Regions from separate parts of the Homo sapiens genome. Here region 1 is linked to region 2. A link is a contact called in ENCODE Hi-C or POLR2A ChIA-PET data. All regions are on one chromosome and are shown on one strand. Each heading gives the region's core, a stretch centred on a gene start or an enhancer-like site at or near the end of the contact. The rest is flanking DNA. Distances are from core to core; before and after follow the strand shown. Region 1 overlaps EFR3B (EFR3 homolog B). Region 2 holds the start of EFR3B (EFR3 homolog B).

The links. Hi-C counts contacts between places; a loop is a spot of excess contacts on that map. ChIA-PET counts read pairs that join two places held with the same protein, here RNA polymerase II (POLR2A). Pooled maps may share reads with other maps.
Region 1: a map of dorsolateral prefrontal cortex shows a loop between it and region 2 (5-fold over the local background). The contact joins the enhancer-like site here to the promoter of EFR3B in region 2. A Hi-C loop is called at or near these places in 46 of 168 maps with a recorded cell type or tissue (B cell, CD14-positive monocyte, CD4-positive, alpha-beta T cell and 30 more), 16 of 37 single-sample maps with no recorded cell type and 44 of 50 pooled maps. POLR2A ChIA-PET finds 5 or more read pairs at or near these places in 9 of 52 experiments (A549, Caco-2, GM12878 and 6 more).

Annotation. Positions count from the first base shown.
Region 1 is chr2:25,126,118-25,132,278 of GRCh38, forward strand. It overlaps EFR3B (EFR3 homolog B), which reads left to right. Exons shown (of 23, transcript NM_014971.2): 6 at 2,066-2,215; 7 at 3,858-3,992; 8 at 4,435-4,513; 9 at 5,251-5,386; 10 at 5,633-5,794. Among named protein-coding and RNA genes, the nearest start is that of POMC, 39 kb to the right of the region's middle. RefSeq lists a silencer at 5,183-5,477. Within about 2 kb of position 3,018, at least 3 of the 41 ENCODE cell types and tissues checked have a DNase peak (open chromatin) inside an H3K27ac peak, as active enhancers do; they include dorsolateral prefrontal cortex, where a contact is called at or near this core.
Region 2 is chr2:25,039,972-25,046,025 of GRCh38, forward strand. It overlaps EFR3B (EFR3 homolog B), which reads left to right and starts at 2,105. Exons shown (of 23, transcript NM_014971.2): 1 at 2,105-2,348. The coding sequence starts at 2,342. RefSeq lists enhancers at 1,113-2,062, 2,063-3,011 and silencers at 1,969-2,588, 2,719-2,798, 2,909-3,038, 3,369-3,498.

The DNA.
Region 1 (6,161 bases), core at 1,768-4,267, 87 kb after region 2:
CATTCTCCTGCGGCTTGCGCATGGGCAGGGGGTGGGGGCAGTTATTTTGGCAAATTGGGAGCCTTTCATTTCCTTTTTTGAGACAGAGTTTCACTCTTTCATCCGGGCTGGAGTGCAGTGCCATGATCTCACATGATCTCAGCTCACTGCAACCTTTGCCTCCCAGGCTCAATCAGTACTTCCACCCCAGCCTCCTGAGTATCTGTGACTACAGGTGCGCACCACCATACCTGGCTAATTTCTTTCTTTTTTTTTTTTTTGAGACAGGGTCTTACTCTTTCGCCTAGGCAGGAGTGCAGTGGCATGATCTCCGCTTACTGTAACCTCCACCTCCTGGGTTCAAGCAATTCTTTCACCTCAACCTCCCGAGTAGCTGGGATTACAGGTGCCTGCTACCATGCCTGGCTAATTTTTGTATTGTTAGTAGAGACGGGGTTTCACCATGTTGACCAGGCTGTTCTCAAACTCCTGACCTCAGGTGATCCACCCACCTCGGCCTCCCAAAGTGCTGGGATTACAGGCGTGAGTCACCGCGCCCGGCCTAATGTTTTAATTTTTTGTAGAGATGAGATTTTGCCATGTTGCCCAGGCTGGTCTCGAACTCCTGAGCTCAAGCTATATACTGGCCTTGCCTCCCAAAGTGCTGGGGTTACAGGTGTGAGCCACTGTGTCTGGCTGCCTTTTATTTCTTACCTTTTGACTCATTGATTCCACTCATGGCAATGACTTGAAACATAGTAAAATATTTCATACAATGATGCCCATCATAGCATTATTATAAAAGTGAAACGTTTGGCCAGGCACGGTGGCTCACACCTGTAATCCCAGCATTTTGGGAGGCTGAGGCGGGTAGATCATGAGGTCAGGAGTTCAAGACCAGCCTGACCAACACGGTGAAACCCTGTCTCTACTAAAAATACAAAAATTAGCCGGGCATAGTGGCACATGCCTGTAATCCCAGCTACTCAGGAGGCCAAGGCAGAAGAATTGCTTGAACCCGGGAGGCAGAGGTTGCAGTAAGCCAAGATCGCACCATTGCACTCCAGCCTGGGCGACAGAGCCAGACTCCACCTCAAAAAAAAAAAAAAAAAAAAAAAAAGCAAAACATTTGGAAACAACTTAAATGACTAATAGTCACTAGTTTAGAAAGGTCTTATGATAGTCTATCAGGCAACCATTCAACATGTTTATGAAGAGTTAATGACATAGGAAAATGCATAGAATGTATGTGAAAAAAGCCAATACAAATAAAATATGCAATAGGTTCTTAATTCTGTTATATATTATGCACAGAAGAAAGGAATTACATCAAAATGCCAATAACAGTTATGTTTGATAACAAAGATAACAGTGGTAGTGGTGGTGGTAGTGGTAAATCTTCTCTTCTCTATACTTTTCTATGATTAGTATGTATTATTTTATAACCAGAAAAAAGGTTTTATAAAAAAGAAAGAAAGAAACTTCAGTCTGAAATAAATGGCTAGTAAAGAGGGCTCCCTCCCACAGAGCTGTGCTGACCCTGGGTTCACATAGCAGGGACTGGGGGTGTACAAAAGGGGCTCCTGCTGTGCTGTTACTCAGTTTCCCCTCTGGTTAACCCTAGCTCCAAGCCGACACCCCTTTGTGCCCAGAGAGCCTGCAGCTCTGTGCCTCTCCCTCTGGATCCGCCTCCCCCTGCCCCCGCAAGTTGCTCACAGCCTCGGATTCTGCTTCATCAGTTCTTGGCAGCGTTTTGAGCTCTTACATCTTGGGCCCAAGCTGGAACAACCCCAGCTAAGTACTAAAGATGGGGAGCTGGAGCATCCAGCACCCTAGGGCTGGAGCCCAGATGGTACCAGGGCAAGGGCAGCCTGGGAGTCTCCAAGATGATTAAAAAGACATGGCTTCCTGGGCTCATGTCTGCCAGCACCAGGAGGTCTCATGAGAGTAGCAGCTGGTCTCCATTCTGCCTTCTGATGGACAAATGTATCCCTGACTCCTAAGCTGTGCTCTTCTCTTAGCCACCGAAGCTGGACTTCTCAGGGCTAGAGGACTTCCGAGTCCCACTTCACCCTTTTCCTTACAGAATTCGAATGTCAGGCATCAAAGGCCTGCAAGGGGTGGTGAGGAAGACGGTGAATGATGAACTGCAGGCCAATATCTGGGACCCACAGCACATGGATAAGATCGTTCCATCACTGCTTTTCAATCTACAGCATGTAGAGGAGGCAGAGAGGTAAGCAGGCCGGGATGGGGCAGGACAGTAGATATAATCAACCCTCCAAGGGCTGCTTGGGAACCACATGGTTTGGGTTGGTCAGTAAAACTCAGCTACAAGGCCAGGGACATGGCTTTGTGGCTTGTTCTGCAGTGAGTCCAAAGCTGGCTCCCTAGAAGCCATGGGTCTGACTTTGTGCCAGCCCACAGTGTCCCTTAACATGTGCGTTACCGAAGGAGGACAGTGTTGGTGCTGGGCTCCCTGGTGGGTAAATCTGTTGGTAATAACACACAGAACCAAGAGTCTGGTTACCTTTGTCTCCCTGGAAGCAGGGCCAAGGAGGCTTTAAGATGCCTTTTGTGGGCCGGGCGCGGTGGCTCACGCCTGTAATCCCAGCACTTTGGGAGGCTGAGGCGGGCAGATCACGAGGTCAGGAGATCGAGACCATCCTGGCTAACACGATGAAACCGCGTCTCTACTAAAAAAAAATGCAAAAAAATTAGCTGAGCGTGGTGGCGGGCGCCTGTAGTCCCAGCTACTCGGGAGGCTGAGGCAGGAGAACGGGAGCCCGGGAGGCAGAACTTGCAGTGAGCCGAGATCGCGCCGCTGCACTTACAGCCTGGGCGACGGAGCGAGACTCCGTCTCAAAAAAAAAAAAAAAAAAAAAAAAAAAAAAAAAAAAAAAAAGATGCCTTTCATGGCTCCGATCACTGCGGACTTTCCATCTGGACCTTCCTTCCTCTGTTGCTTCCTGATGCTATTTCAGGCCCTGAAAACGTGCATGCTTGACCAGCCCGCAGCCACTCAGTAAGAGCTTGCAGATACTGGGTTTTAATCCTGGATCCCCTAAGCATGGGATTCATTCCTGTCCCTGCACCCTCATTTTTCCCCTCGGTGAAATGGAATGGGGAGAAAGGCCCACGTTGCTGTCCCACCTGGGCTATCTGTGCACTAGGCTAGTTAGGTCGGTTGATCCCAGGCTACTAGAGCTAGACTCGGGTCGACGGGGGCGGGGGCGGGGGCGGGGGCGGGGGCGGGGCGTGGGGTGGGGCGTGGGGTGGGGTGGGGTTCGTATGCCATCTGGTGGCTGTTTCTGGAATAGCATCTCACTGACAAGCTGCTGTGGTCTCTGGGCTGGGAGTCCTCCGGCTCCTGTTCTGTCCAGATGTGGGCCCACTCCCTGTGACTTGAGTATCATTGACTCTTGCCTGAGCCAACCACTGTGCCTTTCCTTTTCCCTCCCTCTCTTTCCTCTCCTTTCTTCCACTTCTGTTTTGTTTTTTGCCTCCCTTTCCTATCTTCATCTCCCATCTCCTTTTCCTTCTGAAGTCTTAGGTGCATCAAGACACACATGTTCTACACCTCACCTGGCCCATGGGGCTCAGAGCATCCTTCCCACAGTGGTACATCTGGAAATCTTTAAGGATTTCCAGAAAAAGAACTTTATCTTTTCTTCTCCGGTCTTCCCCCACTTCCCCCAGTGGGGGCTTCTTTACCCCCATTTAATTTCTGACAGCTGTGACGCCTCCCCTATTGCCTAGTGCAACCCATGTCAAATTCCTGCTTGTCTTGTGTGGATGAAACACGGAAAGCCGGGATTGTACAGAGCCTGACCCCAGCCTGCATGCCACCCTCTACCCATGTGCCTCTGTCTCCCCAGCCGGTCTCCCTCACCCCTCCAAGCACCTGAGAAGGAGAAAGAGAGCCCCGCGGAGCTGGCTGAGAGGTGTCTTCGGGAGCTGCTGGGCCGGGCTGCCTTTGGCAACATCAAAAACGCCATCAAGCCTGTTCTCATGTGAGTGCCCCCACCCACTGCCTTGGCCCCAGCCTTCAGCCTGGATGTGTTTCAGGTCCCTGGCATCTCCTGGCTGGCTGGGGGGAAGGGGATATTACAGTTGTGGTGCCGCAGCCGAGTCGATCCCTTCCCTGTGCCTGTGTTCCCTGCACTGTGACAGCAAAAGCTGCCACAGGGTGGCCAACTGCTGCCAGTAGGAAGGCACCCAACGCTAAGCAAAGGTGCCCAGCTTCACCACACACATCCACAACTGCAGAGCGCTGTCCTTGGCCTCTCTCCAGCACTGGACTGGGACTACCCCAAGGCCCTTCAGGCTTCACTTCCTCACCCGGGAACTGTGCGAGGGGCTCTGAGAAGGTGTCCCTCTGCCTCCAAGCTAATCTCTTCTCCCTAACACTGCCGGGAGTTTCATAGTTGTTCCCCCACGTTTTCTCCCTCACAGCCATCTGGATAACCATTCTCTTTGGGAACCCAAGGTGTTTGCCATCCGTTGCTTTAAAATCATCATGTACTCAATTCAGGTATGGTGGCTCCCCTGGGCCAGCCGGATCCCAGGACAAAGGCCTCTCTAGAAGCTAGACGGGTGCTAAAATAGAAAGCCAGAAGTCCCCTGTGACTCCTCCGAAGCCCCCAGTTGCCGAAACCAGTGCTGCTTAAGCTAGCTGTGGAGAAGGGCCGGCTGATTTTATTTCCAGTACATCACAGACCAATACTTTTATAAAATACAATTAAAACAAATAATTTCTAGAAAAATTAAATAAAAAACTCATGCAAAATGCAAGCCTACAGATCACACCCTTGGCTGCTACAGCATTGACAAATTGTTTACTAAACACTGACTTTCCATCCCATCCTTATCTCAGTGTAAACCAATATCAGACCTATCTTGAATGGGCACCAGCCCAGGGGCCCCACTTTAGGCAGCACTGGACTAAGCCATGTGGCCTCCCGTGGCTCTTGCCGGAAAGACCTGAAGAAATGAAAGGAAGACCCTATTTTAAAATGGTCTTTTGACCAATTTTGAAGTAAAAGGGCCCTGGAAAACTGTCAGCTGAGGCCTCCACTGGGATTTGGCTCTTTGTTGGAGGGAGAAGGGAAGGATCCAGTAAAGGGCACGAGGTGTCAGTGCCAACTGCAGTGCCCGGGGCCTTGGAACGTCCCTTTAGTTTACCCCCGCCTTTGGGTGCCAGGAGAGGGCTGCGCAGCCCAGGGACCCCGTGGGGTTGCTGTCCAGGCCCAGCTCATCTTCCTCCCGCAGCCGCAGCACTCACACCTGGTCATCCAGCAGCTCCTGGGCCACCTGGACGCCAACAGCCGCAGCGCTGCGACGGTGCGCGCGGGCATCGTGGAAGTCTTGTCGGAAGCCGCGGTCATCGCTGCCACCGGCTCTGTGGGTAAGGGGCATGGCTAGGGCCTGAGGGCCGGGGACCCCGCGGAGGCTGCCGCCTCTTACAGAGAGAGGCAAGGGACAACAGGGAGGGGTCGGAGTCCGTTTTCCTCGGGAGAAGTCCGCCAGGAAGTTGGGAGCGCAGAGGAAGCCCAGGCTGGAAGGGGGCGTGACCCTGCCCTGCCTGCGCGCGGTGCACAGAGGAGGAGGGTGCCAGCCTTGGATCTCGGGTGTCCCGCCCCACCGCTCTCAGGGCCCACAGTACTGGAGATGTTCAACACGCTGCTGAGGCAGCTGCGGCTCAGCATCGACTACGCGCTGACCGGGAGCTACGACGGGGCGGTCAGCCTCGGCACCAAGATCATCAAGGAGCACGAGGAGCGCATGTTCCAGGAGGCCGTCATCAAGACCGTGGGTGCGGCGCGGGGCCGGGCCGGGGCGGGGCGGGGCCGAGGCGCGGAGTGGGGAGGGGAGGGGAGGGACGGGACGGGGCCCAGGGGCTCAAGACTGAGGCGCAGGGCGGGGTGGGGCCAAGGGGAGGAAAGAGGGACCCTGGAAAGGGGCGGGGCACCGGGGGCGGCCCGGGGATGGGGGTTGGAGAGGGAGGGACCGCACTGGGGCGAAGGGCATCCAACCGGGCCCCTGTAGGATTGTCCAGCACCCACATGCTATTCACGGACCTCGGAGAGAATGAAGTCGGGAAATGAAAGGACTGGCTGGGCAGGGCCTGAGCGACAGCGCAAGCAGTCAGATGAGTGTCTCAGATCTGAAGTCTCAGGCGA
Region 2 (6,054 bases), core at 855-3,354:
TGGCCAGGCTGGTCTTGAACTCCTGATCACAGGTGATCCACCTGCCTTGGCCTCCCAAAGTGCTGGGATTACAGGTGTGAGCCACCACGTCTGGCCTCAAGTAATGTTTTTATCAGTATTCATCTGGAATTCCCTGCTAGACCTTTCATTCTTTGAAGACAGACACTGCATTTCCTTCTGTACTGTAGACACCAATGTTTCATGAGTATATTTTGTGTTGAGCAGAATTGTGGGAAGGGAGTGTCTCTGGGTGATCATATCAAGCTAGAGCTGAGATTCTCCTTCCTGCTCCAGTTCAAGTCTGACTCTCAGTCAATCTTAAAGCCACCTGGCCTGGTCCTGGAACTGAAGAACAGAGACAGAGGTTATTTGTGAGATGCAGGGAGTGTGTGCCCGGGGTAGGGGGGTCTAGACTAAATGTGTGTTCCAGGAACCATCCCAGGGTTTCCCTTGGGGCTGGCATGCTGCTAAGAGAGTCAAAGAGGTCAAGGAAGAAGAAGAAAACCTGGAAACAGCAAGAGAGTGGGGCGCGGGCGGGAGGTGGAGGCCCAGGCCAGAGAAAAATAGGAAACATAAGTTTTGAGTGCAACAGACTGAGCACTGTTTCAAGAGTCTGGCAACCTGGATTCTTTCTCTGGCTCTGTTCCTGCCTTGAGCCATGAAGGAAGGAAAAAATATACATGAGTGCCCACTGTGTCATTTCATGTAGATTTTATTCCAGTTTCCCAACAGTCCTGCAGGAAGCTGGGGTTGAGAGAGTAGATCATTGGCCTACAGACACACAGCCCAGCCTAACAACATAAATTAACCTCTCAACGTTAAATGAAGTAAAATGAAGTTCAGTTCTTAAGTATCTTTAAGTTCCTTTCCTCTCTAACTTCTACTAGTAGAATATTTCTACCAGTAGAAAAAAACAAAAGAAAACCCAAACAACTCTCAACCATGGGCCAAGAGAAACTAAGAAATCGATATTGAAAGGCCAGGAGGGGCAGGAGAAGTGGCTCAGGCCTGTAATCTCAGCACTTTGGGAGGCCGAGGCGGGCGGATCACTTGAGGTCAGGAGTTCCAGACCAGCCTGGCCAACATGGTGAAATCCCTTCTCTACCAAAAAATACAAAAATTAGCCGGGCGTGGTGGCACGCACCTGTAGTCCCAGCTACTCTGGAGGCTGAGGTGGAAGAATCGCTTGAACCCAGGAGGCGGAGTTTGCAGGGAGCCGAGATAGTGCCACTGTACTCCACCCTGGGCGAGAGTGAGACTCCATGTCAAAAAAAAAAAAAAAAAAAAAAAAAAAAAAAAAAAAGACGGGAACGTGTGCAATGTAAAGAAGGCTGGATGAGAAGCCCAGGGAAGTCCTGAGCTAGCTTAGGAGAGATCTTCAGGTGTGGGCGTAGGCATGAGCCGCTGCCTCTCTGTGCCTGTTCCTCATAGGGTCACGGCAGGTGCAGAGCTGGAATTCAAGTCGGCGCTGGGGCTCAGCTGGAGAGGATCCTGGCGGCAAAGCTTGCGAATTACACATATAAATCAGGGAGAGGAAAAGCAAGCGGACTTCCTGCAGCCCTTGGGGGTTGGGAGTGGGGTGCGTTTCCTGCGTCCCTGACCCGGGAAGGACGCTGTTTGGTGGTAGCAAGCACCTAGCCAGAGAGTGGCTGGGCACCTAGCCAGAGAGTAGCTGGTAGGGCGCAGCTGAGGGCTGGAGGGCTTCATCAGAGAACGGCGCTCAGCTAAGGTACCTAGCCAGGAGAGGGTGGAAGTCATTCCCCAATTCCCATCCTTGCGCCCCCCGGCTTAGCCCACGCAGCCTGGACAGAACTGGAGGAGGGGTGCACCTGCAGCTCTCAGCGCCCCGGCTGACCTCGAGGACCCCAGGTTAGGGAGAGCTTCCGAGCGCTCCGACAGGAGCAGGGAGTTGGGGTGGGTAGCTCCGCAGGTGCACGCTGCGGCCCTTAGGGCGACAGCCTCGGAAAAGGCGCATCTCCGGCTGTGGGTTTCTCGGGGGCGGGGCGCAGGGGCGGGGCGGGGCGAGGGGCTCGCAGAGGCCTCGGGTTGGCCGAGCCGGGAGGGAGGAGCATTAGTATTAGCATAGCCCCCGCCCCCTGCGCGCAGCAGTGCCCAGCAACCCGAGCGGAGGCGGCCGCTGCAGCCCGGCGCTGAATGGGCTGGCGGCGCCCGGCTCCGTCCTGCCCGCGGCCGGCCCCCGCGTCTGCTCCCTCCCCGCCCGGGCCCCTGTCGGCCGCCGCCAGTCCCCGCCCCGACTGTGAATGAAAGGCGGGCGCCGCCGAGGGCTGGCTGGGAACGCCGCAGCGACGCCGGCCTCTCGAGAGGCGCGCGCCCCGCCGAGATGTACGGTAAGGAGGGCTCCGCGCCCGGGCCCGGGCCCGCGGGGGCGACTCCGCAAACTTCCCCGGCGCGGACCATTGTCCCCCTGCACGGCCCTGGCGCGGGGCCAGGCCGCTGACCTGGTGCCCGGCGGGGCTGTTGCGGTCGCTCTGTGCGCGCGCGTCTGCGCTGCGAGGACAAAGATGCCTCGGGCCGGGGACCCTGGGGTCCTCTCCAGGCCCGGCGCGTGCCGGTGCTGGGCGGTGGTCCTTCGGGGGGCGGAGGCTCAGGGGAAAGCGGGTCTCCCGGAGCCGAGCAGACCGGGAGTGCTGGAGGAGGTGGTCGTGTGGCAGCATTTGCGGAATTAACAAAAGCGGTTTGTGCCTGGGAGTTTTCTGTGGGAAGCCGGTCCAGGGCTGAGGGAGACGCCCGCGGCCGGTCGTCTGCGCGGCTCGGAGAAGGCGGGAGGCGGCGCCGGCGGCGCAGAGGCCCGGGGAGCAGCCAGTGGCCGAGTCTCGTCTCGCCCGCCTGAATGGACTCGGCCTCTGCCTGCCCCTGCCGCCCCGCGGGATCCAGGTTCACCAACTTCCAGATTTTCCCTCCGCAGTGATGAAGGGAGGAGACGCTGCTGAGAGGGTGCAGCACAGCCCTGACCTCTCCCCGCCTCCACCGCCATCCCCTCAACTGCCGTGCAACAGTTAGCCAGACCCTCACGATGCACGGCTCTGCTTGATCATTTGCTAGGACTCCCTCTGGTTTTGCAGGCAGTGTGGGTGAAGAAGAGAGAGCGCGTTGGGTCCCACATTGCAGCTCTGATGAATGGAGCACTGGAGACCTAGACCAGTCTAGGAATGGACTGCATTCCTGAGCCTGCAGCCCACCAAGGGCTGTGCGTGTGTGTGTGATCCCGGTAGACATAAGTCCATGAAAACCCAGGTCTCTGGCAGCTCTTCTAGTGCCAGCAAAATAATTGGAGCTGTGCTCACCTCCCACCCCCACTGCAAGGTAGGGGCTCAGGCTGCACTTGAGGGGTCAGTGTTTGGAGAAGAGTGCGTTCCCAATTTAACCCATCACTGAGGCTGCTCGGCTGCTCAGCTGCCTCGCTCCGCGAACAGACTGTGAGTCACAAAGTTTGTTAGAGGCAGAGGAAGCTGAGAGCCTGGTGGAAAGGCTCAGCAATTGGTGGGCCCCCCTACTGAGAGAGAGAGAGAGACTGACTCAACTTTTTCATCGGTCTCCTTCCCTGCCCAGTTGCTCAGAAATACGTTTGCATTTCTGATCCAGGGTGAGACATCAGCAGGTCCCCTCAGCAAGTACCATTTCTCTTGGACCAAGTGGGAGGAGGGGGAGGTTGGCCTGAGAGGCTGTGCTGCTGACCACTGGGGACTCTGGGGAAAGGTAAAAAGGCGGTTATGCTTTATAAGCCAGAGGTTGTGATATGTATGTATATATATAGGAGTATGTGTGTATTTTTTTACTCTCTCTGTTTTCCCCCTCTTCTTTTCTGCAGAGGTAGCAGCCTGAAGCTGCAGATCATTTGACAAAAGCATGTGACTGCAGGGGCACCTGCAGTGGGGAAGGAGTTAGGACAGGCTCATCAGAATGGGTCAGAATTAGGAACTGGGTTCTGCTGGGCTGCCTCATTGCATTTAGTCCAAGATAATTTGGTCGTTTACCCGAGATATCTGAAGGTGGGGGTCCCAGGCTGCCTCTGTTGTATGAAGCAAGACAAGGAAGAGCTGGATAGTCAGAAAGGTGAACTGGGGAATCAAAGCATCTGGGTGCTATTTTCAGACACATCTCAGGTTTTCATTTCTCTTTTATAATATATTTTTATTTCCCCAGATGCAAACAGATATGGTATTTACCCTGAATGATTCATAGAAAGATTGTAATGGAGGAATCCTCTGGGCAGTTGCCTGCAGCAAAGGAAAGTCACACCAAGCTTGGGTGGGAAATTACTACTGAGTTGCTGGGTGCAGAGTCTGATCTTAGGAGGTGTGGGAGGGAGCCCACTCCCCCTGGTGAGGACTCAACTGCTTGGATTTTCGTATATTCCTGACTTTCATGAAAAGAAAGGGTTCATGTGATATTTAAAATCATTTTCTCACCAGAAGTCAATAGAGTGATGAAAAAAAGTGAGTAAGGAGGTTTGGGGGCGGGGATCACAGAATTATAGACTTCTTATAATTGCAATTTTCCTCTTGTTTTACAAGTTATTTTTCCAGGGTGACAGAGTTAGATGGAACAGGGCACAATGAAAATGGGGGCCTCCTGGCACTGCGCTTCTCCCCCTCCCACCTCCTGACCTCCCCTGTGTGTCCTATAAAGTCTCATTAGAAAAATACCACCAGGGGTTTTATTAACGTGATGGGCAGAGAGGCCCCCCTATGGAGCCGAAAGTCACCTAAGAGCTTTAGGTAAAGGTGTACCTTGTCCACCCACCTTGGTGACTTGTGCCACTATAAATTTGTCTTCCCATCTGTCCAGCTCTGGAGGATCTCCGTTTCCCATCCCTCCCCCTCCTCACCCTGCCTCTGCCCTCCACAGCTCAGCCTTCTTCCTTCTGCTTATGGGAGGCTGGGAACCCCATGTCTTTGCTGGACACAGTGCTATCTAGGATAGAAGGAATCCTTGTTCTGAGGTCATCCCATCTGAATCCAGGAGCCCTTTCATGGCTGGGTGACCTCAGGCAAGTGGAATTGTCACTCAGAATTAAATCCCTGTATACAAAAGTGAAACGCATGTCTGTCTACCTTCCAGGTCTGTTGTGAGCATCACAAGAGGTTCCGAGCTCCTGAAACTGGTTGCTCAAGAGCCTGTCCTCTTTGGGCCCCCTTGGACCTGTTCCCTCCTTTCCTCTCTGCCAACTCGGGCACAGCCTGTTTGTATCACCTGCCACCCCCGCTTACACAGGCACATCACCTCGACTGTGCCAGTGCCAAGCCGCTGAGCCACTTCCCTTTCTCAGACTCACCCCAGCTGTCTCCTCACCACTCAGTCATTCCTAAACCCATCAGTTTCTGGAAATGGCTCTCTAAAAGGACACAGTGACTGCCCACAGTTTTGTGTGGGAATCCTATGAAGGCAGACTGACAAGGGACATGAAAAAATGAAAGCATTTTTACTGGGGTGGGAAGATCATTAGCAAATTCTATGCAAAAATGGATTCCCATGAGCTTTTCTTTTTGTTAGCATTATACAGCTAAGGCTGGGCGTGGTGGCTCACGCCTGTTATCCCAGCACTTTAGGAGGCTGAGGCGGGCAGATCACCTGAGGTCAGGAGGTCAAGACCAGCCTGGCCAACATGGCGAAACCCCGTCTCTACCAAAAGTACAGAAATTAGCCGGGCGTGGTGGCAGGTACCTGTAATCCCGGTTACTCGGGAGACTGAGGCAGGAGAATCACTTGAACCTGGGAGGCGGAGGTTGCAGTGAGCTGAGATTGGCGCCACTGCACTCCAGCCTGGGAGACAAGAGCGAGACTCCATCTCAAAAAAAAAAAAAATTATATAGCTAAGAGTTTCCCTGTTGCTCTCATCTGGGCTGGAGCATCCCGTTTCCCCGCTGAGGTGAAACAGAGCTCTGAGAAATGCCACCCTCTGAATTAGGGCAGCCAGCTAGGAGGGACGTTTGGAAAGGATTTCCCCAACCACAGTCTGTGCACCCCGATCCCACTAACACCAAAGCTGCCCTAATTCTTCCTCACCTCTGAGTGCTGCCTCATCCTCAGCAA